2 separate regions of the Homo sapiens genome follow, and region 1 is linked to region 2. The links are chromatin contacts, found by Hi-C or POLR2A ChIA-PET in ENCODE. All regions are on one chromosome and are shown on one strand. Each heading gives the region's core, a stretch centred on a gene start or an enhancer-like site at or near the end of the contact. The rest is flanking DNA. Distances are from core to core; before and after follow the strand shown. Region 1 overlaps CALML4 (calmodulin like 4). Region 2 overlaps SMAD3 (SMAD family member 3).

Region 1 (3,348 bases), core at 786-3,285, 1.0 Mb after region 2:
GGAAACCACCACCCCTTTGGAGCTGGACATGGGGGATCTCAGGTATCAGACCACTGAGCAACCCACCGCCAGGCTGCAGGCTTTCAGAGGCCCACCTGGGCCCAGCGTGGCCTGCCCCAGGGTGGGCTCCCAGCGCAACTGCAGGCATCCTCTAGTGGGGCCTCTGGTAACCCTAGCAGATGGTGGTGACCCCCCTGAGATGAGGAAGCTGGTGACCTGAGACTGAGCAGCAGCCTATGGGCTCCGGGTCAAGTGCTATTCCCAGCGGATGCCCTTCCCCTGCGCCAGTCCCTCCTTCCTGAGTGTCCAGCCCCCAATGCAAACAGCAACCCCAGGCTCTGAAACTACTTTTTTTCTTAGAAAAAGCAAAACAAAACATAAAACTTGTTTCTGATTATGAAAAGCTGTATGTGTTCTCATTGTTGAAAATACAGGAAACAATAAAAGGAACAAAAATCACCCATAATCCCATTACCAGAGAGAACCACTTGGTAACATCTTGGATGGGTTTTCTTTCAGCATTTTTTTTCTAGCAATAGTTTTTCTAAAAACTATTGCATAGTTTTTAGGTCAGTCTTTGATATCAGAAGAATTGGGTACTAATCCTGATGCCATCATTGGCTCAAGAACTTAATGGATGTAAACCTTGATCTTTGCTTGTAAAATGGAGTTAGGAGAAAGCTGGGCGCAGTGGCTCAGGCCTCTAACCCCAGCACTTTGGGAGGCCGAGGCAGGCAGATCACCTGAGGTCAGGAGTTCAAGACCAGCCTGGCCAACATGGCAAAACCCCATCTCTACTAAAAATGCAAAAATTAGCTAGGCGTGGTGGCAGGCACCTGTAATCCCAGCTACTTGGGAGGCTGAGGCAGGAGAATCACTTGAACCTGGGAGGCAGAGGTTGCAGTGAGCCGAGATCTCACCACTGCACGTCAGCTTCTCGGTGACAGAGCAAGACTCTGTCCCCCCTCAAAAAAAAAAGGTTAGGAGAATGCCTACTTCATAGGGTTTTTGGAGCTAAGCACATGACAAATACTCAACAAAGGGAAATGTTCCTATAAAGCAACATGGGATCGCTGTCAGCGCGATTTTTCTCTGGGTTTGGTAAGTCTGTTGGAACGCCTAGATCCCGAGGTCTGTGAGATGGGGTATCACTGGTTGCTATGAGGATTCCAGGAAGCCCAAGTGAGGTACGGCACTCCTGGTCTGGGGCTGCCACAGCTGGATCCCCAGGAGGCCTCCCTGCCACCTGCCCCTCAAACTGCTGAGCTTTTCACACCTCTACTGTCTGCACCCACCTGCTGGGCCCCTCCCCTCTCCCCGTTGTTCCCACCACCACTCACCTATCCCGTGGGTCTGCAGGTGCCGCTGCACCTCCCCTGGCGTCGGGCTGGCCCCCAGGCACCTCATGGCCACCATGAGGTCGGTGGCTTTTATCTTCCCCCTCTGCTGCTTGTCATACAGGGAGAAGCATTCCTTGTACTCTGCACACGGCCCAGAGGGAGGGTCAGCAGCGTCTGGTCACTCTCCGCCCATGCCGCCCTCCCCATCCTTAGTCTCTTCTCCCTCTTTTCCCCTTCCTTTTGCCTACTCCCTCCATCCCTCTCTCCCCTCCCAAGGGTGCTAGATACAGCAAATGAAAATACAGGACTGCCAAGTTAAACCGAATTCAGATAAACACTGAATATACTTTTATTGTATGCCCCAAATTTTGCATAGGACATATACTTCTATTGGAAAAGTATTTGTTGTTTGTCTGAAATTCTAATTTAACTGGGTGTCCTGTATTTTATCTGGCTCCCCTTCCCTTTCTCCCTACTCCCTCCCTTCCTTCTCCCTCCCCCTCCCCGCCAACCCACAGGACTGGAACTCCCAGGACAGTGCCCCTCCAGGGCCCACAGGGGAGAGCAGGAACCCACAGCAAGGCGTCCAGACCCCCAGGGGACCTCTGCAAACACAACTTTTCTGGACAATGGGAATAATAAGGCCTCAGGATTACTGTGAGAGCCAGAAATCCCAGGAGGCCTGCCAGAGAGTGGCCTTCATATGATGATATTATCATCATCATCAGAGCTGGGGCATTTCTGAGCCTATTGCCCCTGCCCTGGCCTCCAGGCTGCTAAACCCTCAAGCTGTCCTTGGACTCGGGCCCTGGTCCTGTTCTTAGAGACTTCAAAGGGTCCTGCTGGGAAATTCTCCCAGGGTCTGAAGCCCTTTCTCCTTCGGTACTTGGTGGAGGTGGAAGGCAGCCGGAGCTAGCTCCCCTAAACCCACAGACTCCCGGCCTGACACAGCCATCCCACGGGCTCCCGGCCCTGGGAGGCCCAGGAAGGCCAGCTGGGAGTTCAGGAAAAGTCCCTGAACCGCACTGACTGAGCATCTGATTTAGGGGTAGGTGGGGCTGCCATCAGGACAGGGAGATTCTCGTCCAGCCCAGACGAGGCACCCGGGCCTGTGGGTGGAGCCGTGGAAACACAGTGGCCTGGCGCTGGCCCTCCCAGGCTGGGGCTCAGGGCTCTGTTCTCTCTCCTGCTTCTCACACCACCCAGGTAGGTCCTTAGAGGCCTGGACAATAATAGCCCCTTAGCTGATGACAGCAACAATGACAATTCACGTTGCTGAGCACTCCACCCCCAGGCCCTCGCTTCATCCCCACAACCCTGTGATGCGCCCCCTCATATTCCCATGTGCGGACAGGACATTGAGGGCTGGAACACTGAGAGCCTGGCTGTGGGCAGCTCTGCCCACCAGGCCACACTGCCTTCGGTTCCAGGGCAGACACCACTGAGAGCAGTAGGGTGAGGGAGAGGATGCAGAAGGAGCCCCCCAAATCCCCAGCCCAGACCAGGGGTCCCTTCATATTCCCTAATGAAGGCACTCAGGCCTCCCTGGTAGGATTTCAGGGGGGTCACTAAAGACAGGCAGATCGCCATGTACCATTTAGAGACAAATTCGCGGCCTTTGTGGAGAGACTGAGAGGAAAGCCCCAGCCCCGCACAACTGCCCTTTCAGAACATTCCAGAGCCTGAGCTTCCGAAGGGGCAAACCAAAGTCAGGACCAGGTGGCAGGGGCCAAAAAGGCCCAGGGGAAGCAGGGCCAGAGCCTGGCCTAAGACCCCAGGTTTAGTTCCCATAAAACCCAATTGCCTGCAAGAGGGCCCAGTGCCAGAGGGGACAATGCCATCACCTCACGTCAGGGGGACAGAGAGAGGGCTGCCCCAATCACAGAGCTTAACCTTAGCACTACAGGGGGTACCCCTGGGGACCTCTCATGGCCACCCTCACCTTGTCTTTCTGTCTGGGTTTGCCCTTGGGTGAGGGTGGGCCCAAGGCCCACTGCTCTCCCTGCCT
Region 2 (3,518 bases), core at 721-3,220:
GAAGTGGAATGGGTTGGGGGTGAAAGATGGTGGTGGGTTGCCTGTGCTTAACTATGTCCAGGAAGCAGTTGGAAAGTCAGGAAAGCGGCTGGCGCTGGAGGCGCAGATTTGGAAACCATGAACACATGTGGCAGCCTTTCCCATAGCGGGGCCTGAGAGAAGGGGTTTGGTGGTTGAATGAGTGTGGAAAGCCTGTATTGTGGCCTCTCCTCCAGCCCCCACTCAGGAGGGACTCACATGGCCACGCTCTGAGGAGCCTGCAGAAGGAGGCCTGTCTGACCCAGCCTTCCTCCCATGCACTGATCACTGTTCCTGTACTTCTGTCTTACCGCCCCATTACCCATCCATAGATCTGACTCTGGAAACACCGATGAAGTTTGGCTGAAGTCATGCCAGTGGATGGATTTAGTGGAGAGGCCGACCCAGCTCAAGATGGAAAGACAGCCAGAGATGCGCTCGGGTGGTGGGGGTTCCTTGGAGAAGGCTGAGGTCAGGGGGATGATGGGGTCACAGCAGCTCAGAGGGGAGGCAAGCCCTGAAGGACAGTGGCTACAAGCGGGCCCTGCAGAGATGCAAAATGAGATTTAAGAAGAGGCCTTGGATTTGGCATCAGGGTTTCAAGGGGGAGCTTTTAGGGAGCAGTGTGTAGGAGGGGAGGGGCTGCAGTCAGTCAGCAGTGCACTGAAGGGCAAGTACCAGGTGGGGAGGTGGAGGCACCCAGCAGCGCAGCCTTTGTGCTGACTCACAGTCAGTGCGTCCCAAACCCTAGGATGGAGGCAAGCACACAGGGAGCTCTTCCTAGGAAAAAATGGGGACATCTCAGGACATCTGATTATTTCCTTTAAAGAGATTATTATGAAATTACTGTACAAAAAGAAAGAAAGCAGAGGACATCTGGTTTCTCCTTTCATTTCCTCCCCACTCCAGGTGTTAGCCCCAGGGCTCAGGTCTGGGGAAGGTTGAGCCTCCTTGCCCCAGCAAAGCCACTTCTGGTAAGGGGCAGGGACTCCTGGTTGAGACCTGGCTCAGCATCCTGCCCCAGGCAGGCTCTCGGAGACCCTGGGACCTGGGACCGTTGTTTGCAGGGCAGGAGATATGAGCAGGTGATGTTCCTGTTATTACACAGCGTGCTGGGTGAGTCACCGGGAATTTCCTAGGCATTTAAGGCGGAAGGATTGGGGTAAATGGAGGGGAAGGAGGAGGCAGGTGGAGAGAGGAAAAAGGTAGTGAGCTGGCTTCTGCCTGGTGAGTAAGTTGTTCCCTGCTTTAAAGTGAGATGATTAGGGCGGAGCCATGACTGAGGAAAATAATGTACCAGGGAGAGCCCTGAGGGAGCAGTTGAGCTGGAGTTAAAGGAGGTGATGGCTTCCAGAGTGCCAGTGGCAGGAGTGAGAGGCAGGGATGGGGCAGCTTGGAGTGAGAGGGATAGGGCAGCTTGGAGGTGGCTGATGCCGGATGCAGTGCTTCAGACTGAAAGGTGGTCGTTTGCTGTGAATTGCCCTCTAGATTGTGTAGACTAGGATGATGGGATGTTTCTTGAGCTTGGACCCAAGGCAGCATCTCCTGTTGACATAGTTCTCCCTCCCTACTGACGCTTCCTCAGGCACCTTGCCTGAGAGTTGAGAATTCTTAGGTTATTTCTTCCAAAGGGAGGACCCTCCCCCCAGGGTGCCACTTTGCACTGGCCTAGTTGCACCTCTGCTGGGAAGGTGTGAATCGGGGGCAAGTTGCCCCGTGAGTCAGGGTTAGGATTCTGGGTGAGACTCCACGCTGACAGGCCCGGCTTCCCCTCTGCTTCATGAGCCCCTGTGCCCATGTGTGAGCACAGGTGTGGTGGCAGGGCGGCCCGAAGACCACCAGCCCTGAGTGTGGACGGCGGCCCAGGGCAGAGGCCCAACCCAGTTCCAGGCATCTTCATGCTGCTGCCCAAGGCTCTTTTACAATGCAGCCTCTGGCTCCGGTCTTCCCCACACTTGTGAAATCACAGGCAGGGTCTTCCCCACACTTGTGAAATCACAGGCAGGCAACATAATGACAGGAAGTCAGCTGTCGGCTCTGTCTTCATACTCCTGAGGGCCCGGTTTTTAGACTTTGCCACTGTTCCTGGTTGCAGTATGCTGGTCATAAGCTAAAAGGGCATGGGGGTCTCTGTGCAGCTTGGTTTGGTATTTTAGTCCGCAGATACATAGGTTGGAATTAGTACCCTGGGTGCTGGGACACAGCTGGCGTGGGCTCACAGAGACCTCATCCTCTAGCATAGGAGACTCAGGTACACAGTTTCTGGGACACAAGGTTAATTCTGCACTGAGGCAGTGAGGGAGTGTTTCACAGCCGTGTGAGCTGGGCCTTAAAGATCGAGTCCCTGCAGAGGAGGGGGATGGGCAGTCCAGGCAGAGGACCCAGGCAGGACTGAGAAGTGGTGGATGAGGAACATGGGAACTGGAGTGTGGAATCTCCTAGATTGAGGAAGAGCTGCCTTCCGCAGGTGAGGTGGGCCCAGCAGAAACCAGCCCATTTCTGTTTTGACCTTTCGTCTTGCAGCAGCAGTGCTCCTGGCCTTTGCCCGTTCCTTGCTTTCGATTTATAGGAGAAAGTTAATTTCCCCCCTTGCCTCCCCACCTCTTCCTTTACGGGATTTGAATCTCTTGCACATGTTTTTAATAGGCATCCCTTAATCCAAGTGTTGCCTTCTGGGTTTTATTCTGTTTTCTTTTTCTTAAACATAATGGAACGTCTGTGCCAGCTTGGAACAGGACTGAAAACTGAGGCCAGCCAATGCGTTAGGCTGGCAGGGGGCCAGCCATGGATTAAGTGCCCTATGGCACTTGAGAAGTCTGGCCGACACCACACTGGTGGGGGAGGGGGATCCACAAAGGCTGGAGCTGGAGGTTCCTGCGTCTCCAACACCTCTGCACTGGGAGGAGAGATTAGCACAGACTCAGAAATCTGGCCAGGAGCAGGGCTGTTTGAAGGGAAGGCCGTGGGCACGTGCCATCGTCTACCACCCCAGCTGTGCAAAATGCTCAGCCTAGAGGTGAAACTGCTCTTCAATGGGGTGTGTCACCTTACCCCCCGTAGTCATTCTCCTAGAGGAGCCTTCTATAGAACTGCTTCTGCATTTGTTGGTAAATCCTTGAAACCAGATCTTAATTTGCTTGCTTGCTTGATCAGTTGATTGATTGGTCAGGGGAGGGGTTGCCACCTCCCCCTGAGAGATTTCTTTTAAGATTTAATGCCAGGACAAACTTTGTTTTCCCTGAGGAACTAGTAAGCATTGCCCATCCACCAACCAGAGCCATAGACCATGTCATGTTCCCTTTTTGTCTTGTCTACTAGGAAGCTCAGAGCCAAACTGGATGCTTTTGCAGTAACTATAACCTCATGGTTATCCCATTTATAGCCGCCTTCTTTCCAGAGTCCTTTTTGTTTCTCTGGTACTAACCAGGGTAAGGATAAGTACTTTGGGAAAGAAATGAGGGCATATTTAGTGTTTTGGGTTTTTTTTTTTTTGGTGTGTG

The links. A loop is a pair of places that touch in the nucleus more often than their neighbours do. ChIA-PET counts read pairs that join two places held with the same protein, here RNA polymerase II (POLR2A).
Region 1: a map of ovary shows a loop between it and region 2 (4-fold over the local background). The contact joins two enhancer-like sites. A Hi-C loop is called at or near these places in 1 of 168 maps with a recorded cell type or tissue (ovary). POLR2A ChIA-PET finds 5 or more read pairs at or near these places in 1 of 52 experiments (activated CD4-positive, alpha-beta T cell).

The regions. Positions count from the first base shown.
Region 1 is chr15:68,198,201-68,201,548 of GRCh38, forward strand. It overlaps CALML4 (calmodulin like 4), which reads right to left. Exons shown (of 5, transcript NM_033429.3): 3 at 1,341-1,481. Among named protein-coding and RNA genes, the nearest start is that of CALML4, 5.5 kb to the right of the region's middle. RefSeq lists an enhancer at 2,321-3,092. Within about 2 kb of position 2,036, at least 3 of the 41 ENCODE cell types and tissues checked have a DNase peak (open chromatin) inside an H3K27ac peak, as active enhancers do.
Region 2 is chr15:67,173,926-67,177,443 of GRCh38, forward strand. All of the region lies in intron 5 of SMAD3 (SMAD family member 3), which reads left to right. Among named protein-coding and RNA genes, the nearest start is that of SMAD3-AS1, 29 kb to the left of the region's middle. RefSeq lists an enhancer at 2,128-2,177. Within about 2 kb of position 1,971, at least 26 of the 41 ENCODE cell types and tissues checked have a DNase peak (open chromatin) inside an H3K27ac peak, as active enhancers do.